Linked DNA regions of Homo sapiens: region 1 is linked to region 2. Evidence: chromatin loops called from intact Hi-C (ENCODE). Cell type or tissue: mammary epithelial cell. All regions are shown on one strand. Each heading gives the region's core, and the rest is flanking DNA. Links, peaks and the distances in the headings are about the cores only.

Region 1 (15,816 bases), core at 3,297-11,296, 150 kb after region 2:
CAAGCGATACACCTGCCTCAGCCTCCCAAGTAGCTGGGATTACAGGCATGCACCACCATGCCCAAGTAATTTTGTATTTTTAGTAGAGACAGGGTTTCTCCCTGTTGGTCAGGCTGGTCTCGAACTCTCGACCTCAGGTGATCCGCCCACCTCAGCCTCCCAAAGTGCTGGGATTACAGGTGTGAGCCACTGCACCTGGCCTCTTTTTTCAATTTAATACACAGAGATTGCAACTTTTGAGAAAATGAAATACATATTTAAAGTATATATTTGGAAATATAGGAAAGAGCCAATAGAAACTTACTGAAAATATGTATCACTGCACTTTGATAATTATAAAGTATTATGCAAATATAGAATAATACAGCTATTATTTTTACTCTGTTGGGCATTAGAATATATATCTTTTCTATATCTGTGAATGTAGGAGGCCTTGAGTCGGGGGAGGGCTAGGGTGTTAGAAGGGAGCAAATCCTGAGGTTCTTTCTGTGGATATTATATATCCTTTGTGAAACAGCCTGGATAAAGCTGCGTATACCCTTTCTCAGCTCTGCAGCTAAGCTACAGGCTTCAATTGCCACAGCTTCTTTGGTCCTGTTTTATTAAATTCAACACTAGCACCAGGGTGTGAAGTGGCTAGGGAAATAATTTGGAAAGATTCTTATTCATAGCTCCAATTGGTTTTCTCTGGATTAATAAGCAGCTCAATGCAATTTAATTTATTTCAAATCAATGATGCTACCTATCTATCTATGGAAAAACATTATGCTTATCTCTGTTTAGCATTTGGTGAGCGAATTACCTATTTGTGCTGCTTGCTCCCTTCAGTCCTTAAGTGCTTTTAATTCCAATGTGAACAGCATTATCTGTCTGTACAATTCCAGCTTGTTGTTAAATTTTTGCAATAGCTTTCTAACCTCCAATAGCCACTCCTGGTGTATTGCAGCAACTGCTGTTAAGGGGAACTGCCTAAGACAATGATTTCACTGTGGTGCTTTTGGCTGAGAAAAGGGCACTAGTTTATGAATGGTACTGAATCTTTCACTTGGCTTCTAAAATTCTCTAGCACTGATTATCCTGATTAATCATTTGGAAAAATTATATACTAATATATTGAATTATTTTCTTTGTTCCATATATCTCCCATTATATACCAAGCTACTTAAGGAAAGAGATTGTAGATTTTTCTTTTGATTTCTAGCTATCATTTAAATCATGCCTGCTATGTTCTAAGAACATTATCTCTAATTACACAGCACCTTACGCTAAGTATTATTATCATTATCTTATATAAGGGAAACTAAGTCACAGAGAAGTACATGACTTGTCTAATTCCACTTTTCTGAGTAAGTGGCAAAGCCAGGATTCAAACCCTTGGCTACAAAGCCCTCTACCCCCACAGCACAACATACTGCCTCCTAGTAATCTGTATTAGTGTTGACGATATTTGATGTCAAAATAAACATTATCAACAAGAGGATGAAAGAAAAACTACCGAGTTTGCTGCTGCTTTCTCTGTTTGCTTTATTTGCTTGATTATTAGAGCAAGGTAGGAGAAGCAAAGACAAGAATCGAGACAGATGGCAGGAAAAACATTCAGCAGAACTGTGCACACTGCATATTGCTCTTATGTGACACATTTCCCATAATTCAGTAAAATATACAGAACAAGTATTAATAATAATAAGCTTGCTGAACTTACACACCAATTTATAAGGAAATTGAGGAGAAATAAGAACAAAGATAATTGTCACCTAATCATTGTCTCCAGGCTAATGGAAGAAGTAAAAAAATCTTGAAGCCATCTTCCTTGAATGCAGAATAACTTTTCCAACAGGAGATACCAATGCTTATCAGGAATTTTAGGTTGTGGTTTTTTTTTTTTTTTTTCCATAGACACATGGAAGGCAGCATGTATAAAGAATTTCCCTGAAGTCCTCGGTTCATACTGTATAATAGAGGTGCTCAAAACACATTTCCTACATGTTTATAGAGCATTGTGCCTGATTTCCTGTGTAATCCATTAGGAAAAAAAAAATCCTTAATCCCACTTGCAATAGGGTAGAATTTTCTTTTTCTTTTCTTTTTTTTTTTTTTGAGAGGGAGTCTTGCTGTGTCGCCCAGGCTGGAATGCAGTGACTCCATCCTGGGAGTCACTGACAGCATCTCAGCTCACTGCAACCACCGCCTTCCAGATTCAAGCAATTTTCCTGCCTCAGCCTCCTGAGTAGCTGGGATTACAGGCATGCGCCACCATGCCTGGCTAATTTTTTTGGTTTTTGTATTTTTAGTAGAGACGGGGTTTCACAATGCTGGACAGGCTGTTCTTGAACTCCTGACCTCATGATCCACCCACCTCGGCCTCCCAAAGTGCTGGGATTACAGGCGTGAGCCACCGTGCCTGTCCTCTTTTTCTTTTTCCTGCTGGAACGTGGTAGACAAAAATTCCTCTATTTAAAAAATAACTCCTTTATTATTCAACTTCTATACTACCTAATCAGCCCTTGACAGCCAGCCAAAGGCAAAAATTAATTTTTTGGTTAGAAGATCCCACACAGAATAAGTTATCTGTCATTTTACAAAATGTCTGAGTTAACAACATCTAAAGTTCTTGATTTTGAAAACCTTTGTTGAAAGTCTAAACAAAGTATTACATCAGCACTCTACTTTTGACACTCAAAATCTCTGTGTCAATCATCTTACCCCTTCTCCACCTGCAGGGGCATTGGCACTCTTTCTAATTAGATTAGTTCTCACCCATGATAATAACAACGTGGACAACCTTTGTGAATGTAAATGTTACGTGAATTTTGCATGCAGTCAAAATTGTAGAAGTCTTGAAATTCTTTTTATAGAAATTTTATTCTAATGTCTTTCTTTTGTCAGGGCAGGATTGGTTTTATTCTAAGGTCTTTCTTTTGTCAGGGCAGGATTGGTTTGTCAAGAATAGTAGTCTAGTGAATTTTATTACTTTCTAACACTACAGGAGAGAAAACAGAGAATGAAGCAGGAGAAGAAAATCTAGTGGTATACGGCAATAAATACAGTTTTTGAATGTGAGTAATATCACCAGTAGTATCCTTCTGAGGGTGCAGTATTCGTTTTTTTTTTCAGTAATACATGTCAACATTTAAGGCAGGCAATTATCAATATTACTATCAATTCTTACCAGTATTCATTTTTCTGGAAACAATAAAAACTAGATTCCCCCAGCCAAATTATGTTAGTGAGAGGAAAAACCAAGGGCATGGCTAAAATATGTCAAATAAAACAAAACCTACTTTGTAAACACAAGATGGCAATTTACTCTCTCTATTATTAATGTAAATCTAAACAATAACATCAATTTGTTGTAGCAAAAAGAGAAAAATGACTAACCCAGTTTGGATATATTCTGGCATAATTCTTACATGGCCACAATTTAGAGAATTATAGCATGTTGAAAATATGATATCACTTTATTTATTCTAATAAATATATTGCTGCAAGACTATATCAACTTCTGAAATAAAAGGCACATAGAAAATTTAAATAAATGTTATTAAAGTGAGAAAAAACAGTTAAAATAATTGGGCTAACTTTTCGTTGTAAAGTATGATATCATAAAGAATAATAAATGATTTTTCTATAATTAACTGAAAATGCACTTGAAAATTGCACTGTGTAGATATGTTAGAATTGTGGATTTCACAGATGTGATGGGGTCCTCATGATCACGTTTGTACTTACTTGTGCCCATCATGCATCATCTTCAGAAATTTTTGCACATTTTCCCCTAAATTAGATACAATTCTAGGAAGCAACAGCTTGCAATGTAGACTTTATTGGGAGATTCACTGTAGCCATACAGCAGAAATTAATAAAAATCTAAGCACTTTCTGTTCCACCCTTTTCACCTAACTTTCTCTTTCCTACAGGCATCTCCAACATTTAAAGCTACAGCTTTTCAAACTCTAGAACCTGTCAGCCAGCCTTCATTGTTTCATGGTTTCTTTTTATAACATAATTCAGTTATCCATCGACCTCCAGAGTCTTGCAAATTTCCTCATTCTTATCAGCCAGCTCAGCAAATAAAGCATGTTCCTTATTGCGGCTTGAAACAGTAAATATTTTTATATTACAAATAAGCCATTTTAACTTACATATAAAATAATTATCTGAAAACAAAAATGTTTAAGCATTTGAACAGGAGAGAAAAATGAATTTATAGGACAGATTTATAGAAATTTATGGGCACAGATTGGTTAAACAAAAAATAAAAACAAAAACAGAACAAAACAAAAACCTCAGAAATACTGATGAATGAGATATAAAATTTCTTACAGGAATCTTTATTAAGTTCTGCTGCATGGTAGCAATGTTTCCACATCTTCAATAAATTTTAATAACATTTATTTATAAAAAAAGATTTAAAGAATATAAAGCCAAGCTTCAGATAGATGATATTTGTAATATTTATTTCTAAAAGATAACTGATGTTCAGAATATTTTAAAATTCAAAAAAAAAAAAATCTACCAAGAAAATGATAGATGACCCTTTTAGAAAAGGAGACTAATGACAAAACATCTCTCCACAAAAGAGGAAATTACAAATGGCCTTTAAGAATATGAAGAGCTGTTGCATATTCCAAATGATCAGGGAAAAGCAGATTAACAATGAGATACTATCTTACACTCAAAAGCATGGCTTAGATAGCCAACAATGAAAAGTGTTGGTGAGGGCAAGGAATATAACTTCAACTCTCAAACACTGATGATGATGCATAAACTGTTATAATCTCCTTGGAAAACTGGCAGTATCTAACAAGCTGACTATAGTCAGCTATACCTTGCATCTCCACTGTTCCACTCTAAAGTATACACATAAAATTAAAAAGTGAACAGAAATTTGTAATGTGAGATTAGTGCTACATATTCAAAGCAGCACTCTTAATAAGAACTCTAAATTGGAAACAACTCAACCATCAGCAGTAGAAAGGTAAACAATGTTACATCCTTAAAATGGAGAACTGCACATCAATGAAAAAGAACAAATCACTACTGATACTGACAGGAGGCAGCCAAATGCCTAGGCAGACAGGGGCGGGTCCCCAGTGAAACCTCACCACCAAGCCAAAGACAGTTTAAAGCCTGAAAATCAAGCTACAAGTTAAACCCTTGGACTGAATTGAGAACTTCTCCTCTTTCCTCTGATTGATCTCCACCCTTCACCTATTTTACATATACCTACTCTTTCCTAATTGGTTTTCTACACTGTCATGTACATCTTTGAGTGGTTTATTCGCTTTAACCCTTTTTGCATACTCACAAACCAGTCAGCACACACACACCCCATTCTGAGCCCATAAAAGACCCCAGATCCAGCCATAGAGGGGGACTTTCCCATCTTTGGGTAGGGGATTCCCTCCCGTACCATGCTGCATCCCGTCTCTGCTGAGAGCTGTTCTGTCACTCAATAAAATTTTTCTCGGCCCTCCTCACCCTTCAGTGTCCAGCATATCCTCATTCTTCTTGGGCACAGTACAAGAGTTCGGGAACTGCCAAATGCAGGTACAAGCTATAACACAGGTGAGCTGGGGCACGCCAGCATGGCTAAGTGAGGCCTGGGCAGGGCATCACTGACCAGGGGTTTCTGGCTTGCAAAGTGATCAAGAAGAAATAACCTGCATCAGTGCTACATACAACATGGATAAATCTCAGTTGTGCTGTGTTGATCGAAATAATCCAGGCACAAAACAACACGTACTATATGTATGAGTCCATTCCTATAAAATGCAAAAAAATTGACAAACCTAGTTCATGATTATGCAATTCAGAATAGTAATTACCTGTGGAGAGGCAACGCTAGGAGGAGGCATGAGAGAGGCTTCTCGAGACACCGGGTCTCTCATATTCTGATACAGGTAGTAGTTATAAAAATGTGTTTACCTTTTAATAGTAAATCAGGCAGTATAGTATGACTTGCTTTCTTTTATATGTACAATATAGTTTGGTTTTAAAAGGTTCAAAAATTTATTTAATAATCTTTTACATTTCTTTCCAATCTTGTCATTCCAGCAAAACCAAATATAAAGTCTGCTGCCTTGGTTTTCTGTGTCGAAGACATATGCATATCAATTTATTCACTTGTTGCTGTGAGCCCTATCTGAAAATTTACATTTGGCTGTGTTTATCTATGCTCTCATATTAATCTGACTTTATAAGTAATTGTAAAGGAAACAGTAGAGTCTTTTTTATTTCATTTTATTTTTCTTGCTTTTGTGAAGGATGATGAGCATAGTAACACATAAGCACATCGGAGTGTGTCCTAGCTATAAAACACAATGGTATAACTGGAGGAATGTTAAATATTACATATTTAAAACCATTAAATTAAAGATTAAAAAATTACCCACAAAGAAAAAGTGTAAGGCTACTTCTGTCTTTAATATTTGTGGCTAATTTGCAAATTTTAGGATGGATGCATCAAAGAATCAAGATGTATCAAAATCCCATTTTGTTTTATTAAAAATATTGGGATGTGGGAGAGAAGGTCAGGGCAATTATGGAAAATCGATACACTATTATTGGTCATTTATTCTGCAAAATCATAGTTAACCTCTACTAAAACCTTTCTTGAGGGGGCCACCCCTGTGGTACAGTAAGCCTATGTCTATGTTCATTAAGGAGTCCCCACTGCCAAAGAATCCTACTATAGGACAAATATACCATAGTACTTTCAAAGCAAACTCACTTGTAAGTGGATATTCACATTTTGAAAGTATACTTTGAAAAATTAGAAAGCAGAAAAATTAGATTGATGCTTTCTCTCCACCACCATCACATTAAGAAATCCAAACCCAGTTTTTCATTTTAAGAAGATCTTAGGAAGAGTTTAAAGAGCTGTGTAAGGCAGATGAGGCACTAATATACCTTTTATACACAATTGTTTTGGTTTTATCTGAGGCATTGCAAAAAGCTGTAAAACTCACACGACCCAAAACAACCAAAAGCTCCTCAGCTCTAACAGTGTGAGAGATCTCATTATTCCTTGAGACCCTGAAGACTTACCAGTTGCCTAGAGCCGCCCATGAAAATGAGAACTGTTCTAATAAAAGAAGCACCTAATGTATGTTTTTCCTTCAAACTATTAAACCCAAATCCCCCTAGTGGCAAAAGAAGGCTAAGTACCCTAACAGTATGTGGAGGTATATATTAAATTGGCCCTGCCAAGGGACAACATTTCTTTGTATCATCATGTTTTACCAAAAATTTGTAATTTGGAAATATTCTACTGTACAGCATATCCCTGTTTCTTTAAATATGCACCGTTTTAAGTTACTTAAAATTTACTTACCAAAAATTCAAAGCACATATTTTAAATTAAGCGCAAACTGATGCTATAAAAAAGGTATCCCATGTGTTTCAGATTCTGATGTTACCTACTCAATTTTGATTCCTCCCTTCTGTCTTCCAACACAACTCTGACTTTGTTTGTAGTAGCCATGTGCCAATTAAACATATTCACTTACCCCAGTCCTTCTCCCAGTTGGGGAAAGCCATGCAACCGATTTTCGTTTCATGTGCTATAAGAAGTAATTTAACAGTTGGGAACTCTGAATAAGTTATTATTTTCCTGAAAAACAGAAAGTGGGAAGGGAATGAGCTGTCATCATCTTTTTGTTGCTCTTTCCCTCTTTCCTGCGTGGAGCATTGACATGAGGCCTGGAGAAGGAACAGTCACTTTGAGCTGAGGATTCTTGGACATCTGTACATAACGAATAACCTGGTAAGAATCTAGAAGTACCTTGAGTGTCACCAGCATGTGACTGCCCACATCTAATGCTGCTCAACGCAACTTCCTGCAATATTGTGTGCCACCCGATACAGTAGCCACTAGCCACATACAGAGCAGTTGAAATGCAGCTAGTGAGACTGAGGAATAAATGCTGAATGTATTTTTAAATTTAAATTTAAATAGTCACATGTGGCTAGTGGTCACTATATTAGATGGCACAATTACACCTATACCACTATTTGGTTAAACTAGATAGGCAAGTTTCTTTAACGAGTAACCGATGGCAGTCCTAATTAAACATAAAGTGTTTAAGTAGCTTCAAGTTCTCTCTTAGCCTCTTGTCACACACACCTACTCTGAAAACCTTTCCCTTAAAACACTATCAGATCACACCTTAGTGGGTTTGAACTACAGATAACTGAGAATCTCTTTACAGGGGGACGCAAGACGGAGCAGGAAAATAGAAACATGAGGTACTGAAGAAAGATTGATTAACCACAGGTAAGCGTGGATACCTGGGGAGAAGCTGCTTCTTCCTGAAAGCAATCAAGCTTTTCCATCTGCATTTCGCAGGCAGCCGGCAGCCAGACAATGCAGAAAGTGGGTGTTTCTGGCTGGTTCAGCCTTTCCTTCTCAAAGAAAACTGGGCCTCTGCTTCCCCTCAAGGGATATGTCAAATCCTACACATTATGCCGCTCTGATTTTTCTCACTTCCTGTCCAGATATAATACCTCTTCTGACTTGGGCTTTGCTTTATATTGGGGCAGAAGAGGACATTGAGTAGACAGAAAGCCTAGAATGATGATAAATAAAACCACATACTTTCAATTTCTTCTCATTTCCCAATTATTTACCTGGAACAAAGGAAGAACAGGGACCAACATAACAATCACCCAGAAGGAGCAGAAGGCTAACTTTGGAAAAATGAGAGGATTAACTACTGCTGCCATCCTGTAAGCAAGGAACATAGTATCAGAAAGTCCTATCTTTGAAGACAATGAAGAGAAGGATCTGTTTCTGGGCATCCCAGCCATAACCGTAAATATGACATCTGTGAACACAAAGTAAACATCACTGCGGTGATCAGTTTCACCCTAGGCTGCTAAGGGAGACACAGCCCAATAGTTTTCTACAGGTAACTTGTTAGGAACTCTTCATTTTAAAACAACAACAGCAACAACAACAAAACCCTTACTGTATCTGTGAAATGGATCATTACTGTCTTCCATTTTAAACATACAGACCTCCCCCAACATGTTACCCCGGTCACATGTAGTGACCTGAAGAGTATTTTGCTGCTGTAGTGACTGTGTCTGTCTGCCTTCCTGACCCATCCTGTGGCAGTCATCTATGTAACTGCCTGTCTTCCTTTTGTAGTTGCTTATTTTCAATCACAGGGTTCCTTCTTATATACTCACTGTGTAAAAAATATTAGGGCATAAAAACATTTTTAAAGTATTTTTTCTTTATTTTTAAACTTTTTTAAAGCATAGGCTATGGCAAACAGTCACAAGTAGACTTATGAGAGTGTGTTTTTTTGCTTTTCAACAAATAGAACTCTGGACCTGGCCATTTCAGTGAAGCATACAACTAGAGGAAATTAAATAGATGAAGAAAAACCCAGCACTCTCTAATATGTAAATTCTAAATTACTTAATGATATACTGCAATTTAAATTACACTGTAAATGAAATGATACTAGGTAGATAAAATAGACACAAGGAATATATAAAAGCCAAAAAGAAATTTAGATAATTAAATGATTTGCTATAAAGCCTTCCTTAGCTGTGAAGTGAAGAGCAGCTCAGTTGACACCTATTAGCCACTTAATACATAATGATAATGAAGTCTTATTTAGCACTTACTATGTGCCAGGCACTGCTAACCACTTTATATTTATTGTCTCAATTACTCCTCTTAATTGTTATAAAAGTGAACATAATCAAGGTAACATTTTATTAGATTTATGAAGAATTTATACGATATCATAGTTCACCAAAAATATATTTCATATTAGTTTATAATTATTATTTATGAATAATAGTAACCCCCAATGAGACAGTGGGCATATTAGAATTTTAAACTATAAGCACATAAGATTAACATCCTTATATCCACTTTGGGCTCTACCACTGATGTATCATGTTTTCAGCTATGGACAAGTCTTTGAAACTACCTGTAACAATTTGCCCTGTAAGTTATGAGAAATTGTCTGTACTGGTAATTGCACAACCATGTTTGCATGAGGAGGAAGAAACAAAGTAGAAAATACTCTTGAACAAAAAGTTGTTGATTCAAGATAAGAAGCACTGGACTTTATTATGTGCGGTTCTTAAAAATAACTGAAGTAGAAGAAGAAATACAAAATAATTCAGTCCTTTTTCAGAGCTAGCGTAACTTTTGTCTGGCTTCTCATGAAGAAACGCATAGCAACGAAGAAGGAGTGGATGGAAACTATGGAGCAAAACAGTAAGAGAAGAAAATCGAATTAGAAACAACTTAAAACCACTTATTATGTGTCTCACAATTGCTTCACAGTGCTGGTTTCTGCAAAGAGAAAGAGATACAGAAATAGTACAAAGCCTGAAGACAAGGGAACGGAAAGATCTTTTCCGTTAACTTCCCTGAAATCATGTGCTACAAAACAGGCATTTTCAGGAAGAGGGGTGGATGTGATGTGCCACAAGTGTATAAATTTTCCAAGTTTGTGTGATAGTAGAATTTTTAAACAAGTTTGTGGCTTTTGTCTTATGTTGATGACTAACAGTTCCCAATGATAGACTCATTCACCTCCAATACTCAAATTACTCATGAAATCACAAGCATATAAATTTCCAGGGCTGTAGAAGAGAGAGTACTGATTGTGATTTGCCACATTCTGGGAATAATTTCCTCTGCTACACACAGATGTGCCAGATTCAGCAAATACTCTGACCTGCCCCATATTTTGAGAAGTAAACCAAACACAGCCACATAGGAAGATCACGAGTATAAGGTTCTGGTACAGTCCCACTGTACAGTGACCTCAGAAAGACAGGATTTGCACCAAAACAGTGAACCTGCTTTCTTCAGTTTCATGTCATTACTAGCCCCCTCTGTGCTTTTAGCATTTGACCTAGAGGCTAAGCACTCAGTAATGTAGCTTGCCCCAGTGAGAACATTTCCAAATAAGGAAGCCAGCCCTGGGATAGGAACGCCACTGTAAACTGGGGCAGTGATTCTGAGGCTGGCAAATGAAATACCGTTTATTTCCAAATGTTCAGGGGAAAAAATTCCAGCCTTCAGAGTTGAAAGAACAGGCAAAAACGAGAAGGATAAGAGATCATTCCTTAATCTTGCAGAACTGCATTAGCTAAAGGCTGCCAGAAAATGGAAATTTGGCAAAGACTTTGCACATTGAACTGTCCTCAAGCTGAAGATCTGAGAGGGGTGTTCTGGCAGCATCCAGGTGTACCGTGAGAGATTACAAAGGGAAAACACACATCTTATCTGTGCTGCACAGCAAACTACTGGAAGAGAGCACTTATTATTCCAGAGTAAGGAAACCGGCAGGGGTATTGAGCCGTGGAAGTGGCCTTAGGCTAATGAAAAGACTACATAAACATAATGGGGACATTCCCTTAAAAATATACCAGAAAGTTTACTCTAGAAATATAGCACCACTGGAGATGTAAGAAGATGTCAGACAGCATTTACTATGTGTTATCACTAAAATATAAGAAAAAAATATGCTATCTGAACTAAGAGGAAGAGAAAAAAAGGAGGAAAAATAAAACAGGCAAGATCAGCATGATGATAACTATACAGCATTTAGAGCTTGAAAATTTGGGTTTAATCCAGTCTCCGCCATACCGCGTATCAACTCCATGATGCAGTTCACCATTTATCTTTATAGGATCATCAGTTTCCTCACAGACAATGACGGAAACTAAAATAATGCTAACATTTACAAAAATAGTACAAAAATGCAAAATGAAAAGGACAGGATAATACCTATTAGAGGTTTAAAAGGTCTAAAAAAAGCGACAAGAGAAGATCTATATATAACAGAGTTAAAATAGTTAACATTTTTAGCTTTCTGAGAAAAGATAAATTTATATCCTAACCTTATTATTCTATAATAATACCAAGAAGTTTGAAGAATTATATGTGAGGTATATAACTGCAAAAGGGTTAGATGGCTTAAAAGTAAACATGTGAATGTGATTACGGGGAAGGAGAAAAGCCAAAAATAAAAAGATAATTTATAACGGGAAAATGTACATTTTATTATATGTATTAGACATAATTACCTATTAAAAACAACAAAACCACCATAAACAAATTTAAAAGCAAAAACTAACCAAGGGAAATGCAATAATATGTCAGAGTCAAAAAGATGTTTTAATCTATGAAGAGTGCCCACAAATCAATTGCTAAAATCCCACTAATATCTCCAATTTTTTAAAAAAATATATATACTAGTAGAAAATTCATAGAATAAATATAAATGGCTAAGAAACAATAGTTTTCAATCTCATTTTAATGTAATTATGTAAATTAACACTTTATATTACCTATCAAATTCTCAAAGATTAAAGAATGATAATGTGGGTGAAAATACACAAATTTGGCACTCATTCCTGCTTTTTTCTGGGAAGCAATTTCATCTCATGTCCTAAAAAAAAAATTTAAAAATATTACATACCCTTTGGACCTAGTGTGTCCCTTCCTAGTATTCTATCTATTTAGAGGCAATAAAAAAGATTAATGCACTGATCTATTCATTGTGCCATTACTTTTAATAGCCAGATATTAGAAACAACTTACATGTTTAACGTTTGGAAAGGGATTTAATGCATATCGGCACATCCACCTGCTGTTTGGGTGATGAGATTTGGCAAAGATTTAAGTCCTGATCTTCTCCCTTCTTATGTCTTACTTTTTCTAAACTATTTAACTTAGCTTTTGTTTCTTCAAATTCACAATGGGATTAATAACATCCATCCTAGGATATTTTTGTTGAGAGCAAATATTAATATGATTATAATTTTAAAGTGAGATGTGCTTAAGAAAAGTTATCAACATAATGTTTATCTGAATCCAATTGTATAAATTGGTCTGAACATTTCTGAAGAAAATTTGTATATAAAATTTAGACTATTATTTGTTTCTTCTGGTCTTGATTCTGCATTCATTGTTCCTCCCCTGTATCTAACCTAAATTTAGAGCTTGAATTCTGTAAACTGAGCCCCATCAGGTGTTTGGCTGGGAGTCATCATCACAAACAAAGCAACTTTCTAAAATGTAGAAACAAACTTGCACACAAGTGGAAATAGGAATTTTCCCCAGGGAAGCATGCAGAATTACAGAAGCCCCTTTATCACCAAGTACTGTTTGAGTGAGTTGAGTAAAGAGGCCATCTAACAGGGATTTTTTTTCCCTGTTGGTTTATGAGAGCTGGGCATCACTGTTTGGCATGAATAGTGTAGTGACAAAAGGGATATGACAGGCTGGAAGACACAGAAACACAACATCAGCTTATCCAGGTTTTCTCTACCCACCTGTAAACAAACATGACTCCACAACTGAAAGAGTGAGACTCTCAAATGTGGAAGATAGGTTAGTGAAAGCAATTCTTTAATAAATAATATGAAGAATTTATGTTTACTCAGACTGTAAGTGATAGGAATGACTCTTCAAATTTTCATTTATTAACTAATTCAGTTGCTCCTATTAATACCATTTTATACAGGAATAAACTGAGACACAGAGCTGACAAATGACTTATCCAAGGCCATACACCTAATGTTTGGCTAAGCCATGACCATGTTAATAATAATAATAACAACGACTAGTAGGCACTCTTGAATGTTTACTATGCACTAGGCTCTGTATTGAGTACCTTACAAAACTTACCTTCTTAAATTTCTACATAACAAATTCTGATATATATGCACTATATGGGCTGAGTATCCCTAATCCAAAATTCTTAGGACCAGGAATGTTTTGAATTTCAGATTTTCTTTTCAGATTTGGGAATATTTAAATATGAATAATGAGGTACTTTGGAAATGGTACCCAAGTTTAAACAAAAAATAAATTTATGTTTTATGTACACCTTATACACAGAGCCTAAAGACAATTCTATGCAATATTTTAATCGCTTTTTGCATGAAACAAAGTTTGTGTACATTCAACCATCAGAAAGCAAAAGTGTCACTATCTCAGCCACCCATGTCGACAATCTGTGGTTGATTGGTATCACCATTACCCTTGACTCTGAATTTTTATGCTATTGAAAAGCAATAATGTTATTACACTTAATCACACATAAGTGTCATAAGCACTTAGCAGTAAAAAATAAGACACACCATTAATACAGTGAGAAAATAATGTGTTCAGGGTAACTAAGCAGTGCAGTAGCATCACAAGAATAGCAGCTGTTAACACCAACAACAAACAACGGCAGGCTTTCAGCCTCTACCTACGATGCTGTGTTTTGATTAAAAGGCTACCACATATTGTATTTTATTGTTTTAGGTGAGTGGAAACATCAGAAGGAGTTGAAGGACCGGGAAGTGAGTCTTCTAGGGATGTCTAGCATTCTACTGGGTAGCTTTTTAAAATGTGTCATCTGCCACATTAACAAGAGTTTTTGTCTTAGAATTCTCTTTTGATTTTATAAAATGACATGATTTCTTAACCTGTTATAAAGGCACACTGCTCTAGTCCTTCAATAAGCTCATCACACATTATAGGCACTTTTCTTTGCAGTGTTAACAATGTCATCTTCATCATCACTATTATCATGATCACTTTGATTCAGAACCATTTTAGCAATTTCACCATCAGCCAATGAAAGAACAACTGGAGCTTTATTATTGATGTTAAAAACTTCAATATTCACTTCTTCCAGCTTACTGAGGGACCCTGTAGGTATATTTTTTTGCATATCTGAAGAGGTCAGACAGCATTTTTTTTCTCACTTGAAATATGGAATCCTTCAAAGTCACCACCTTATTCATCATCATCACTGAACATAGTCACAAACCAGAGATTGTGTTAGGCCTGCACACAACTGTGTCTTTAGTCACCGTGTTCCAAATGTTTGCAGCAGCCTATACAGCCCCTTATATGCTAAACTCATTTTGAAAAAATCTTCCACATCCATGCCTCTGTTTACTGCTGCTAGCATGCTGTTCAATAAAGCATTTTTATATTTAATCTTTATAGACTTAAGCATACCCTGGTAACACGACTGAATTAATGGAGTCATATTTGAGAAAAAATACATAGCATAAACATTATTTTGGGTGAGAATTTTAGACAATGAGCAGAATAGTTGCTAAGGAGTAAGAAAATTTTGCAGTCATCATCAAATCCAGCTTCCTTGCAGTAAGCATGAGCCACTGGTACAGAATGTTTATAAAACCAATCAGAAAAGATGTTCACAGTGATCCATGCCTTTTTATGAGCATAATAATTAGACTGGTAAGAAATTGAGTTCTTGGAAACAGTAAGGATGCAAGTATTGGCCTATCATAGCAAGTTTACATTTGTGCATGCCTGCCGCATTAGCACATCCAAGCACAGTTATTCTGTCATTGGCATTAATTCTAGTAGGGTCTGTTTCCTTAGCTATAGCTAGTGTCTTTTTGGGAAATAATGCCAAAACAGTTGATGTTTCGTCAGCATCATACACTTGTTCCATCATCAGATTTTCATCAGCAATGATGTTCAACTTATTAATGAATTGCTCTACTTCTTTGTGATCAGCAGATGCTTTATCATCAGAAATCTTTAAAAATTTAATGTCATGCATTTTCTTAAATTTCTGCATCTACCCTCTTGAATTTTCACAGTTCACTTTAGTTTTCAGTTCATTGTGGTAGATCTTTGTTTCATTATCAGCTTATTAAGTGGCATATGTTCACTGCAACACTGATGAATCTACTACTTCAATACATGATTAAGATCTTCCTTTTCAGTTTTATTAAGTTTTTTAAAAAAGGTTTTCATTAACTTCTGTTCATTACTTTCCAAATAGAACATCAATA
Region 2 (15,816 bases), core at 326-8,325:
CATTTAAGAAGCAAAACACATCACCCTAATAAAATGAATATAAGTTTGCTTTTGAAGGCAGCAGAAGATGCCAAAATTTCTTATATAAATTGAAATTATTATTTATACCTGCTAGTGCTACGTGTATACTCACTTATGAGGAAGGAGTGTTAGTTTTTGAAATATTTGAAGTTTCGGAAAACTTAGCTGTATTTAATGACCCTCAAATATGAGTATGATTATACATAAACATGTGTGTATATGTATCTAAATTTAATGTCTGTGTAACATTTGAAGGACTATCATAAAATTTTGGAGTGATTTATATTATGAATCCTGCATCTTATTGTTATTCAGTGAAAATACTCCCTGAAGAGTTCTTTACCTATACGATACATTGCAATGTGATAATCAAACACAGAAAGCAGGAGATACAAAAGAAGTCTGTAGAGGAATAAGATTCTAACAGTTGGTGATGATAGGAGTGACTAGAAACAGGATGAGCCAAAACTCAGAACGACAAACAACAACAAAATATCGTCTTATCCTACGTATCTAATCACACTTGCCAAATAATCATAATTTAATTTTCAAAATTCCTCAATATTTAGTTTTGGCTGCTTGCTCTTTTCCTTGCACAGACTTTTGCTCCATATTTTCTTTATTCACAACTTTTCAACTATCTTCTTGATATGGGGATCTTTATCTATGACTTCTATCTAAAACTCCAGTTTAAATTTTCTAGTGCCCCATCATCCATTTCCATTGACAGTACAATTAAACTTTGTCGAAAACAGAATTAATTTCAAGCGAGTTTTTCCTTCTGAGATGTGCTTTTGTTATAACCAGGATACTATTCACAATACTACCAAGAAAATATAAATCCTAAAAATAATAAACTCATGCCATTTTGAGCCCCTAGAACATTAAGTACATAGTTATTTATTTTGCTTGCATTATTTCATAATGCTCCTAATCACCCAATGAGCTAGCAACCATCATTTACAGTTTTTTTTTGCAAATGAAGAAACACATGAGACCTTAAAAAAAATTAAGTTGTTTGCATAAGCCTAGTTTTTAGGGAAGGGAATTGGTGATAAAATGAAATCGATTCTTTATTGATACATAATTGCACATATTTATAGGATACATGTGGTATTTTTATACATGTACATAATGTGTAATGCTCAAATCAGGGCAATTAAGGATATCCATAACCTCAAACGCTTTTCATTTCTTTGTGTTGGGAACATTTCAAATCTTCTCTTCCAGCTATTTTGAAATATATAACAGGTGTTAAATATAGTCTGGAATGGGTTTTAATCAAGGTCAACTTCACCGCAAGTATTTAACCACATAAATTTTATTATTTCTCATTAACTAAGTCACCTAGTTAAAATAATTTAACTAGGCTTTTCTCCCTTTGTCACTTATTTCATAGATTCCAAATCTCATTGATTATTATCTCACCATATGTAGCATTTCCACTTCCATGGCCACAATTCAGATTACAGCAAATTACAAAAGTGACCACAGTTCTTTACTGATCTGCCCATTGCCAAGGTACGCACACCTTGAATCTAACCTGTCCGGTGATTGACTGTGGCCCAAAGAATGCCCCAGAAGTGAGGCTGTATGAGTTCTGAATCTGTGTCTCAATAGATTTTCATGCCACTGCTCTCAGTCTGGAGCCACGGGCCACTGCTGCCTATTGAAGACACCTGGTCCAGCCTGTTGGGGGATGAAGGACCCCACAATATGATGAGTCGTCTCAGCTGAACCATTTTAGAACAGCCAGGTTCCTTGATCTGACAACTGACCACAGTCATATAAACAAGCCCAGCCAAGTTCACCTGAGCCTTGCCCACATCAGCAGAACTGCCCTGTAGAGCCAACCTCAAATTCCCACCCCATAGAATCATAGGTGAAATGAATATTTACTATTTTAAAACACTAAGTGTCTAAGGAGAACTAAGTGTCAGGGTGTCTTATTATGCATCAAAGTGTAGCTTATCCATTCAGGAAAACTCTGCTCTAGTCAAACTGAACTTCTTACTATTCTCCCACTTTTGTACTTGCATACTATATTTTAACACTTTCATATTCTTGCATTCATGTGTTACTGATTAAATTCATTGAATATTTTATCCTATCATATGACACAATTCTAGTTATCCAAGGCTTGCAGTATCAAATAATGGAGATGATTTCAATGATTTATATCATTGTTATATATATGTAGATATATACATGTATAGATAGGTGATAGATAAATGTATTGATATTTCAACTATATGATTTCAATTATATATATTTTATCTCAAAGACTCTGTTATAATAAGACTTATACACATATATACACACAAAAGCTTACATATCTGAAAGTTAAAGAGGTAAAACAAAAAAGTAGGAAAAATAGCAGATTAGCTCCAGTTATAGAACAACTTCTATGCAGAGTTATGTAAGATTTTATGCAGTTATTTTATCTCTCTGGCCTTAGCTTTTACATCTGTCAGAAAACTTATCACCCTCCTATGTTCCTATTTGTAACAAAAGAATTTTCTTGGAATGTTAATAATAATGTTAATAAAAACTGAAAATATATGCAGTTCCTTCCATGTTGCAACTATTGTACTAAAGAATGCTGTGTAATGTCCTTAGTACAGTGTTACAATAAGGGACAATGGATATAAAACAAGCATTGCCCCTTATTATAAAAGTATAATAATATATGTAATATATATATACACACACATAATAGATACTATATATCTATTATATACATACATGTATGTATCTATTATATACATACATGTATGTATCTATTATATACATACATGTATATGTATGTATGTATTATATACATACATGTATATGTATGTATGTATTATATACATACATGTATATGTATGTATGTATTATATACATACATGTATATGTATGTATGTATTACATACATGTATATGTATGTATGTATTACATACATATATAACATGTATTACATATGTGTTGTAAGAATGAAATGAACATATTTATGTTATATACACACAAATGTAAAAAATGTGTATATATAACATATGTAATAATATATGTAATATACACACATATATAAATTATATATCTCTTATGTGTATATAATATATATTTTATATAGTGTATATATCTATGACATTTATTATTACATGTTATATATACACGTATATATTTTACATATATGTTATATGTGTATATATATTTCATAAATATATTCATTTTATTCTTAAAACATATATATCCAAATTACTTAAAATATCATTATAAAAATAAAATATACTATCATTCAACACTCAATTCAGTTGGTTAAAAGTCAAAGGGATTATGATTTGAAACTCATTCAGAATAACTGTCACATATCTCTCTGAAGGATAGGTTTTCAATAGACATCAAGAAACTGAAAAATAAACACCAAAGACCCCTCAACCACTAAAATACTTTTGCAGACACCTTCCCTATAATTTCTATTAATTATCCTGCATAATGATTTCTAGTAATTACACAAAGTCCAATAAGTCTACAGCTTCTAGTTCTTTAGACTCTGGAATACTTTCATTAGATGCAACAAATTATGAATGAAAATAAGTCGAAGTAGAATGTTTACTTGAATTACATTTGGTAATAAGAATAGAGAGATAAATATTGTTATAACCAATCAATCCTGGTGGGCAGGATTATTTGAGTTATGGATCTTGGGAAAAAATAACGATATACAGGTTGGATGATGTGACAGTGAGATGGTTTCTTATCAGACTGAGTAACTGAATTTGGAGTCACCTGAAGGTAGGTTATCAAAATCAGGTGGGGAAAATCTGGCTCAACAAAATCCCATGTTTAAAACAATATATAATTTCATTATAAAATATTTTATTATTCTGCGATTTTGTCGTAGAAGAGTGATATGACTTGAGGTCTTCAAGTAGTAAGGTAATTTGGCATTCTAAAGCATAGAGTGATTTTAAAAGAGATAAAATCAATGTTCCTTTTCTGTTTGGGGAAGGGCTGTTTTCCAGTTCTGAGCTTCCCATTAAAAGAGGAATAGCAACAAACTTTTCCCCAATTTTCGAAAGCAAACTGAGATGAATTGATGTCAAATGGGAAACATTTAAAAGAACCAGCACCTTGACCAACAAAAATGTCAAGTTTTTTTGAATTAAATTCCATAAAATGTTATGTGCATTAAACATATGCTGTTAAAAATACAGATAATACACCACAGAAAGATTCTATAAAAATAATCATTTTTAAGGATACAGTAGTGTGTTGTATTATACCTTTTACATTATGATAAAATTTACTTTTGCTAGATAATCTATACCTCAGTATGGGTAAATGATGCATTACTATATTCTATTGTCTGAAAATCCATCAAGACTCACTCAGGCAAATAGAAATGATGTTTACATGAATATAGCTATCACATCGCTGGTTATATGTAAGTTGGTGAACACACTAAATATATCCCCTTAAGTTTGGATTCCTTATTTTTAAAATAAAGCTTTTCTAGATTAGGTCATATTCATAGTTCCTGATAGCTCTGTTATTTTAAGCTAAATCTTAGTTCTAAGATAATTAATACTTATAAAAAAGTAATCATTAGCAAGTACAATATTGCAGACTTGTATTGAGTCATAACATGAAAAACTGACAAAATTTTCAAATTCTATTTTCTACCTTTTTAGTTTTTTCTTCAGAAGTAGTATGGTGCTTTCTTTCTATACTAATTTAAAATAAATAAACTGTCAGTAATTTAAAACATTATTATTCTGTTAATATTTGTTTTCCATTTTCTGTAACATGGTTAAGCATGTGTTCCCACAAGGTGGTGCTCTTTATTTAAAAATTACAACAGGAAGCAGTTTTGTTCTATGTAAGCATAGTGCTCAATGATGATACAGATTGAGCATGATTTTAAGTCGCTAAATGAGCAGTGAAAATGCATTTATTACTGAAAACTTATTTTCATTTGATTTTTATTTTTTAAATGCTAAAAGTATAAAACATTTTGGTAGCAATTTCAGTTATTAAGAATTTAGAGGTTTTAAAAGTTCAGAAAATGCATAGTAGCCATAAACAAAAACACAAAGGGAGGAATAGTAAAAATAAAATTTTGGCTGGAACAGAAATTCTTCTCTGGAAATAAAGAAAAGCTAGAATATAACATAGAAATACTATATTTAAACCTTCTAATATTAAACTAAGTACAGAGGAGTCATATACTAAGCACACTTTTTTAACCTGAATTTAGGTATTCAGAAGGAAAAGGAAATAAAGAAAGAGAGATAAAGGGAAAGAGAGAAGGAAGGAAGGAAGGAAGGAGAAGAAAGAGAAAGAAGGAACTTTTAAAAAGAAATTGAATAGTGGTATTAATTTTACTCATCATATTTTTCAAATATTATATTTCCTGACTGTCTGGTCCCTCAGTTCCTTCAAGACTCATACAGTTTTACATCTCACCCTGCTGAGGCCCAACTTAATGTTCAATATTTTACATGATTTGCTTACACCACCCCTCAGCATAAACCAAATTATTTTTCTGGTAACCACCTAAAGGAAGAATAATATGCACCAATACTGAAAAAAAATAGATAAGAGTTTTATTTCTACTTCGGATGTAAAAAGTGTGAAGGGAATATTGATCCCAGGCTAAAAATGAGAAAGAGGTAGGTAATTCTGAAAAGTATTATTTTTTTCTTAAACATTCAGAAAGCTGAGTACTTAAGACGTCCCTCTGAGATGAACAAAATTCCAAAGGTTGACAAGTTCCTTTGAGGAAAGACAGGACACACAAACTGTTTAATTATCAGCAGAACATGGAGCCAAGTGAAAGCAGCCATAAAAGTGGGTAGTAGGGAGGCAAGTAACATTTTAAAAATTCTTAAGACCTAGCGTGGGCTATCATGAGAAGTCAGAATTCCTGAGGGCACCATTCCAAGGGAAGTCTGCACCTGCTTGGACACCAGCTCTTTTACAAGAGGGGTTCAGCTACTCCTGGAGACAGGTAGGAAAAGAGAACAAGACAATCTGCTGCTAGAGGAAGGGCAAGATCCTGTCTAGCATCCAACATTTAGTCCTGCTTTGATAACCAAAGCCATCTGCCCATGGGAGAGAGACAGGAAACCCTTCCATAAGACGCAGGCAAAGATTGGCTGCACTGGCAAAGAGACAGGAGACACTCTTACCCCTTCCTCCTAGGCCAAGGTCAGCTGCCATGAAGAAAGGTATAGAAGTCTTACTCCTCCAACCAGCCCTTTACAGTAGGAAAAGCCATCTGCTACTGAGGGAGGAGTAAGACACCAACTTAATTCCAGAATTCTACAATGATATAGTATATTGCTACAGGGGAAAGGCAGGAAATCAGCCTGTAGAAACACCCAATCATTCAAGGCAGAGGTCAGCTGTCTTGAAGGAGGGCTAGAAAACTTGATTGCACCCTAGACCCTCTAGAGAACAGGAAGGGAAATGAAGAAAGACCCAGTGCTGAGGTTTGGTGCAGAGAGCCAGCATAAGACTGGGGCTGGAGGAGAACTATGAAGTTCCAATCTCCCCTTTCCTTTGCTCCTACCATGAGACTGGCAGTAAGTAGGAAGCCACAATAGTCTATTGCTAGGGAAGGCACAGGAATGCAAAGAGAAAGCCCTCACTCCTCTTTCAACACAGTCATGCAAAGTCTTCTGAAAGTTAAAAATGGAAGAGGAACATTTTGACAAACCCTCTGACATTGCAATACTCATACAAATTATAACATAGGCGCAGTCCATAAAAGGAAGAATTTTAAGCCTGTGTTTCACTGAATGTGTCCATAGTGACACTAAAGCCCAAATCAAGCTCAACTACTTTCTGCTAACTCAAACTCCAAGTTACTGGCCTGTGAGATAAAGGGGAGTGGACATTCAGGAATACAAATATTTACCTCAGTGTCTTCTGTGTTTTTTAACCAATGCAATGTTTGGTATGGAAGGAAGGAGGGAAGGAATGAAAGAAGGAAGGGAAGGAGATGAAGGTGGGGGGAGGGAAGCAGGGAGAAAAGGAGGAAGGAAAAAAAGTTCTAGTGTAAAGCAACAAAATAGTCCATAGAACCAGAAACATAGAAATTCAGGATGATGACACTTTCAGGCAGAGATATGAAATTAAAAATTATGGATAATTTGAAGGAACTGGTTAAAAAAAAAGGGGGGGGGAGCGTGTATAAACAAATGGGGAATTTCAACACAAATTTGGAAACTATAAATAAAAGAATCAAATACAAATACCAGAAATTAAAAATTAATTATCAGAGATTTAAACATTCCCTTAATTGGGCTTAGTAGCAGACCAGACATAGTAGAGGAAAGATCAGTGAACTTGAAAATGGGTTAATAGGAGTTATCCACACTGAAGCATATTGAGAAACAAAATGGAAAAACAGAAAACAGAACATCTAAAAGCTGTAAGACAGTATCAAATGGTCTTATATGCAAATATATTTTCCAAAAATAATGAAAAAAGAACAAATCATACATTCAAAAAGTTCAGAGAATTCTAAGAATGATAAGAGGAAAAGCGTAACCAGAAAAATCGTAGTAAAATTATTAAAAACCAAATATGGCTGGGTGCGGTGGCTCACGCCTGTAATCCCAGCACTTTGGGAGGTCGAGGTGAGCAGATCACGAGGTCAGGAGATCGAGACCATCCTGGCTAACATGGTGAAACCCTGTCTCTACTAAAAGTACAAAAAATTAGCCGGGCGTGGTGGCGGGTGCTTGTAGTCCCAGCTACTCAGGAGGCTGAGGCAGGAGAATGGCGTGAACCGGGGTGGTGGAGCTTGCAGTGAGCCAAGATCGTGCCACTACACTCCAGCCTGGTCAACAGAGCAAGACTCTGTCTCAAATATATATATATATATAATATACATATAATATAATATATATTATATATACTATAAAATATATAGTATATATAATATATAATATAATATATAACATATATAATATAATATATATTATATATATATAAAATCTTGAAGACATCATCAAGAGAAAAAGAGGAACTATGATTAAAAATTAAAGGAGGCTTCTTGTCAGAAGCATTGAAAGCTAGAAGACAAGGGAGCAACACTTAACCAAAAGGAAAAAAAAAACTCAATCTAGAACTCTATAAATATAGAATATAATTTTATCCAGAATTACAGAAAAAGTATAATATCTCATGACCCATTATGTTTTAGTAAAGGAGTAAGGTTAGTTCAACAACTGAAATCAATGTATACAATTCACTGGAAAAGAAAAATCACATTATTTTCTCAATCAATAAAAAGCAAGAAAGACAAATTAATAAAATTAAAATCAATTCATACATACAAAAAAACTTTTAGAAAACTAGGAATAGAAAAGAACTTGCTCAGTTTAAAAGGGGAAAATTATTAAAATGAAATGAAACACAACAAAGTATAAAATTTCACAGCTGACATTCATCTATGTAAAAAAAGCTATTAGAACTAATAGTGTATACAGTAAGATTGCATGATACAAAGTTAATATAAAAAATCAATAGTAAGTTGATACACTATCAACAAAAAATGGAAATTAAAATATTAAAACAATTTTGAGAAAATTTTAAAAGACCTAAATAAATGAGAGGATATTCCATATTCATGGATCAGGAGATTAAATATGGGTAAGATATCAATTCTCCTTAAATTGATTTATATATCCTATGTAATCTCGGTGACTCTCATGCAGGGTTTTTTCTTTTTTTGTTTATGTAGAAATTGACAAGCTGATTCTAAAATTTACTCAGAACGTGAAGGCCTTTATTAAGTAAAACAATAAGGAAAAATAAGAACAAAATTGTAGCTCTTTCAAGGATTAGTATAAAATTGCAGTAATAATGACTCTATTATTGGCAAAAAGATAGACTTACAGATCAATGGAAAAGAAGAGAGTCCAAAACAGACCAAAACATATATGGTCACTTGATTTTGGCAAAATACTATGGTAATTTAAGGAAGAAATCATAGTTTTTTTTTAAAGAAATATAACTAGAACAATTGGCTAGCCATATGAGAAAAAATATTTACATGCCATACACAAAAATTAATCATTCACAGATCATAAGTCTAAATGTGAGAGCTAAATTCATAGATTCTAAAAGAAAAAGCAGGACAAAATCTTTGTCACCTTTATTTAGAGAAAAATTTCTATATAGGCCTCAAAAACAAGGAAAAAAATAAATTGGACTTAATCAAAATTAAAATTGCTCTTTGAAAGGCACTGTTAGAATAAATAAAAAGGCATGCAACAGATTCAGATAAAATATTTATAAAACACATATCTGATAATGGCTTTGTCCACTCACTACATAAAAGAACTCTGAAACCTCCATAACAAGAAGATTAAAAAGTAACTTTAATGGGCATATAGACAGCCAATAAATGCATGACCACATGTTCAATGTCATTACTTAACAAGAAATGGAAAGTGCAAACTGAATAAGATATGACATATCCACTAAAATGACTAAAATTAGGAGTGACAATACCAAGTGCTGCTGAGGTTGTGGATCAATTTAGAATTCTCATACATTATTGTTGATGATGCCAAATGACATTTCATTTTGGCAAATGTATGCCATTTTCTTACAAAGTTAAATATGCACTCATTGGAAAACATAGAAATTCTACTTGTAGGTATCTGCTCAAGAGGTTTTAATATATATTTGAATATTTAGAGCAGATTTGTTCATAATATCTGAAAATTAGAAATGGCCTTAATATCTATCAAATGGCAACTGGATAAACAAACTGCGGTATATGTATATAACAGAAAACTATTCAACAATAAAGAGGAACTATTTTACACTACTGATACCGCAAAACCATAGAAGAATCTTAAAAGCATTGTGCTAAGTGAAATAAGTCATATTGTGTGATTCCTTTGATATAAAATTCCAGAATTGTCAAAACTATCATGACAAAAAGTAGATCAATGGTTGATATGGTATTAGTGTCAGTATAGTCTGACTCAAAAGGGGCCCAGGGAAATTTTTAGGGCCATGGGAATGTTCCATATATTGATTGTCATGGTGATTAAAGAACTACATACATTTTTCAAAACTAATCAAATTATGTTTTTGTTTTTGTTTTTTTTTTTTCCTGAGACGGAGTCTTGCTCTGTTGCCCAGGCTGGAGTGCAGTGGTGCGATCTTGGCTCACTGCAAGCTCCGCCTTCCAGATTCACGCCATTCTCCTGCCTCAGCCTCCCCAGTAGCTGGGACTACAGGCGCCCGCCACTGCACCCAGCTAATTTTTTGTATTTTTAGTAGAGACGGGGCTTCACCGGGTTAGCCAGGATGGTCTCGATCTCCTGACCTCGTGATCTGCCCACCTCGGCCTCCCAAAGTGCTGGGATTACAGGCGTGAGCCACCGAGCCCAGCAAAATTGTGTATTTTTAAAAATGTGGATTGTACTCTTTCTCTATTGTACCTGAGTAAAAAAATTAAATATACCGGATAACTTGTACTATTAGTCTTTAACATGCCTTCTTTCTAAAGGATTTTCAAAAATAATTTGAGTATTTTTCATTTTTTTCTTAAGGCTTTCAAATAAAATCCCTAATGCATAAGAGCAAATCTACCATGTATAGACTTATATCCTATAGGAAATAAGAGAAAGAGAATGTTCTGGAGCAAGGGAATGAAATTAAATGTATAATTTAGGGAGGTAAAACTAGATTAGTTTAGGGAGGTAAAACTAGATTGCTGAGGTTGCAGGGTAGGCACGGGTTGAAGTTTAGAAACCTATGCAATATTTCTCAAATAATCAATTTTTTCCTCTTTAATTCCAAGTGGAAGATTAAGAATCAAAAGAAATATTTGGCCTGAAGCCAGAGATTTTAGATTTAGCTACCTGCAGTGGAAGCTATGATTGTTCTTGACCACCGTAAAAATGTAGGTAGGAACGAAGAGAAACATATGGCCAAAGACTGAATTTCAAGACAAGCTCACTGAATACAGTGGGAGAAAGGAGTCTCCAGGCAGAAATAGAACAGTTTTAAATTCTACGGAGAGGGCAAGAGAAGTGAAGAATGAAATTAGGTCACTGGATTCAATTATTACAGATACAGATATAATTTTCAAGCATTCTGTTTTAGATGGAGGTTAAAAATCTTTTCACATAAAATGGAGGGAATCATAGTTGAGAGACTGTAGTAGGAGATATAATGTACTAATTTGAGGAATCTGGCTATATAGTAAAGCTGTAGACCCCAACTGGGAGGATATTATAGTTTCATAAAAGGATCTTCAGCATAGGGGACATTCCAAAGCAGAGAAAAGTGAGTTAATGGAAAGGAAGAGACTGCTGGAGGGAAAAGGAATATCTGAAGGTTTAAGTTCCCCCAAGGAGCTGGGAGATAAATGAGAGCAGTAACATGGGTAAAAACCAAGAGAGATGGAAAAACTGTTCTAATCTATTAAGATGTAAAACAGAGATTTATTCTTCCTGCAGGCAGAAACATTAACAAAACTTTTTTTTTCAAAAAAATTTGAGTAAATAGTTGAAAGTCAATGTATCTGTATTGTATTACACTTACATGACCAAAACTTAAACATGCTATTTTCTTTTTGTCTTTTCTTTTCTTACTACTCTCTCTTTCCCTCTACTTGACTCTTTCCCTCAAGGTCAGCTTCTGATGTAATGATTCAAAATTGTGTTACTTCAGTGGTGTTATGACTGAATGCTACAAGAGTCTTAAAGTCTTCATTATAGTTACCAAAAGATTATCACAAATCCTCACATAACAGTGAAATGCAAGTTTATTCTTACAGATGAGAAAACTGATGCTCTGTGAGAATAAGTGGCTTGTCTAAAATCAAAGAGCTCATAAGTGATAAAATTGGAATTAAACTCTTGGGTCATTTCTTAGGACTTCATTCCTATCTCACATAACCACAATATTCAAGAAATATTATCTGTTTTGTTCTTTCCTTTGGTATTATTGGCTTTTGAAGATAGCATCCCCTTGTGATTAATTACAAAGAGGAGTTTCCACAGTTGACAGTTTTGACCAGCCAAAAGAAAACTAGTGATCTTAATTCCATTTCTGCCAATAACAAGATGCGACCGTAGGCAGGTTATTTGCTCTTTCTGAACGTTGATTTCTTTATTTGTAAAGTAAGGTATACAGTTATACAGTCTGTAAGATCTTTTCTAGTTCTACATTTCTATGAGTCTAAAAGTAGGATGACTGTGAAAGACCAGTTCTACCTTGGAGATGAGCCAAATTTGAAATTGGCTATTTGTTTATAGCCTTCTTCACTCTTCACTTGGATTTTACATATAAATGCTATTTTTAAAAAGTCATACTAGATAAACTGGCTGCAAAATTTAAAACAGAATACCATTGAGGTTTTCGGCTCATGAAGCTATAAAAAGCAGTGTGAACTATAATTGTGGCCTTACAAAGTTATCATTGGCGATTTGCTTCAGAATTTCATTTCCATCTCATCTTACATAGTAAAAAAAACAACACAAAGACTAAAGACCCAGAAATCTCAGAGAGCTACTCAGAATGTATTGCTGAGGAAAATTTTCCCTAAGATATTAATTAGGTAGAAAGTCCTGAATGCAGTCATTTGACTAATTAATCCTCATTTACATAAAAATAAATCAGTTATATCAATTACTGTGGGGCAATAGAATGTGGTTCCCCACCTCCCCGTCTTTCCTTCTGTAATATAAGATTCATACATTTTCTTCCTGACAGCTAGTTATTTAGTGTCCTTTACTGCACATTTTTCCTCTAATTTGCTTCATTGTTGGTTTGGTCTTAGATTTCTTTCCTCCCATCTTTCTACTTGCTCTTTGTAGATGGTCTCACTATTCCCATATCATTATATATTATTTACATACTGTTATCCCTGAAATTTACATCTCAATCCATATGAAGAATTCACCTACGCCAAACTAAAGAACATTGCCCTTTTCTTCCCACTCCCAACCCCACCCAAATCTTTCTTATGTTCTCTGTTTTGGTAAATGTCATGAGCATCTATCCAGTAGTTCCCCAGACTTAGGAGCCATCTTTAATTTTCCTCAATATACGAATCCAACCCATCAGCAAGTCCCCAATTCTAACTTCATAATATATCTCAACCCAATTCACTTCCCTACTGCTATGACCCTAAACCAAACTCCCACCACTTACCTGAACTCCTGTATTAGCCTAGCCCTTTACCAGATTCTTTTTGGTTCAGTCCTTGTTCTATTTCACTTAATTTTAAGAGCAACCAGCATAATATTTTTAAAACATAAATCTTGTCATGTAATTCCATAGTACTTCCACTTCCATCATTTTCCATAGTACTTGGAATAAAATCCAGACTCCTACAGGACCTAGCATGATTAGCTGTTGCCTCTCACTCCAATACCATTTTATGCCACTTTGCCTTTAGCTCACTACATTTCTGTCACAGTTAGATCCTTTGTTCCTTGTCTTAGTATCTTAGTGGTGCTGTAGCAAATTACCACAAATGGATCCCAGACATCCAAAACCAAGTTGTCAGTAGATTTGTTTCCTTCTAAAAGCTCCAAAAGAGGATCTCTTCCATGCCTCCCTCCCAGATTCTGGTGGTTGTTAGCAATCCTTGGCATTCCATAGATTGTAGAGGTATCACTCCAATCTCTGTCTCCATTTCAGATGGCATTCTCCTGCACCAGTCATTAGATTTAGGGCCCAACCTAAATCCAGGTTGATTTCAAGATCTTTAACTAATGGCATCTATAAAAATCATATTACCAAATAAGGTCACATTCTGAGGTTCTAGGTGGATATAAATTTTGAGGGGACAATATTTAACCCACTGCATTTCTTCTGCTATTTCATCTCCCTGATCTTCAGATGGTCCATCTTCTGAAAATCACTTCCTCAGAGAAGTCTTCCTTGATTTCCTTCCTTTCTTCATCATAGCTCCCTGCTGTTTCCTTCACAATGCCAGCCAAACAAGTATCATTTCAGTGGCATAGTTTGTATATAATATATGTATATGTGAATACATACTAAATATAGATATGAGTAAACATATAAATATAGTAATATGTGCGTATAAGTGTATATACTTTGTGTTATCAGCTAAGAATATGGGAACATTTCTTAATTTAACTGTCATGGCATATACTCAAAAAAAGCCAGTAAACAACTGGAGTATTCAAGGAATGGAAAAAAATTAAAAAAAAATCATCTGTAGAATGAAAAGTACTAGCGAAGAAGAAAAAAATTTAAAAAATCTGTGGATTTAAAAAATAATAATAAAATGAGAAAATAATGTAAATGTAAAGAAAAGATACAGAGTGATAACACCTTGTATTATATAAGATGTTGAAAAAAACATCTATTTTATACTGATTTTTTTTCTTAGGCTGAGAGATAGTAAGTCCCAATATTAACAAATGTAAAATAAACAAAACATAATTGTAAGTAAAAACTGCGAGACACTTGATCACTATTTTAAAAGCCTACTAACATAAAATCCTAACTAATTACTATCAACGATGTATGGATCTTGGTGATTTGTTTATAGAATTAAATTTCTGCACAGAAGAACAAAACAAAAAGAATTGCTTCATAAGTCTTCCTCCTAGCATGTTTTTCTGGCTATATAATGAGTATATAGACCTAGCATTTATGGAATAAACCCAACTATCTCCTGAGGTCATATTCTGTGTATTGCTTCATTTAATTAACTAATTATAAAATAAACATGAGCTCCAAAGGAGACCGTAAGCTCCAGATCAGAAAGCAGCCACACCAGCACCTTAATTGCAGTCCATTAAACACTAAGCAGAGGATTCATCTAAGATGTTCCCAGACTTCTGACTCCCAGAAACTGAGATTGTTATTTTAAGTCATTAAGGTTGCGTCAATTTGTTACGCAGCAATAGAAAATGAATACACCTAATAAAACAACTTGGGAAGCGCTTCTTCTTTTTAACTGTCTGTTAGAGCTTTTAATAGGTGGTATAATTCCTTCCTTAAATGATTGTAGAATTCACTGGTGAAGCCATTTGGTCCTGAAGTTTTCTTTGTGAGAGGAGATTTTTAATTGAAGATTTTTTCTTTTATGTGAAGTATCACCTGAATTTTTTATTTCTTGAATTAACTTGGTTGAAGTGTGTTTTTCTAGGAATTTGTCCATTTCATCCACAATTTTAGATTCATCAGTATAAATTCTGTTGAAAATATCGTCTTATCTTTGATTGTCTGTAGGACCTATAGTGATATACTCTTACTGAGTTCTGCTATTGTTTATCTGCACCTTCTCACTTGTTTATTTGATGAACCCGCCAGAGAGTTGTCAATGTTAATTTTCCCCCAAAAATCAACTTTTGCCTTTATCCTCTATATTAAATATTCCAATATATTTTATTAATTTCTGCTACTAACACCATTATTTTTTTCTATATATTTTAGGTTTTATTTACTTGTTTTTCCCTAGGTTCTTAGATTAAATGTTTATATAATTGATTTTTAGCCTTTATTTTTCTAATACATATTTTTAAAAATATATTATAAATTTCTCTCTAAGTTGGGTTTTAACTGCCTTCCACATGTGTCAATATGTAGTATCTCAAAATGAATCAAAAAAATTCTTATTTGTACTTGAATTATTTTTTGGCCAATGGGTTAATTAGAAGTGTCTATCTTGTTTTCCAAAAATTTTAGCACTTTTTAGTTATTATTTTTAAAATTTTCATGTTTAGTGTTAACTACTAGCTGAACTCTGCTGTTAAAAGAAAATGTATTCTATATGATTTCAATTCTTTGACA

What was found. Hi-C counts contacts between places; a loop is a spot of excess contacts. Peaks named below come from ENCODE experiments on the same cell type or tissue, not always from the same donor. Only the 100,000 strongest peaks of a DNase experiment are listed, where the experiment ranks them.
Region 1: it touches region 2 in a loop (2.8-fold over the local background); 14 of 110 quality-filtered maps call a loop at or near these places.

Annotation. Positions count from the first base shown.
Region 1 is chr12:81,790,135-81,805,950 of GRCh38, forward strand. No RefSeq gene overlaps it. Among named protein-coding and RNA genes, the nearest start is that of PPFIA2, 39 kb to the left of the region's middle. In mammary epithelial cell, for the core only: a CTCF peak has its summit at 7,144 (motif pointing left); no DNase peak of the experiment used is centred there.
Region 2 is chr12:81,639,882-81,655,697 of GRCh38, forward strand. The region is part of intron 4 of PPFIA2 (PPFI scaffold protein A2); the gene reads right to left. Among named protein-coding and RNA genes, the nearest start is that of PPFIA2, 110 kb to the right of the region's middle. In mammary epithelial cell, for the core only: a CTCF peak has its summit at 4,846 (motif pointing right); no DNase peak of the experiment used is centred there.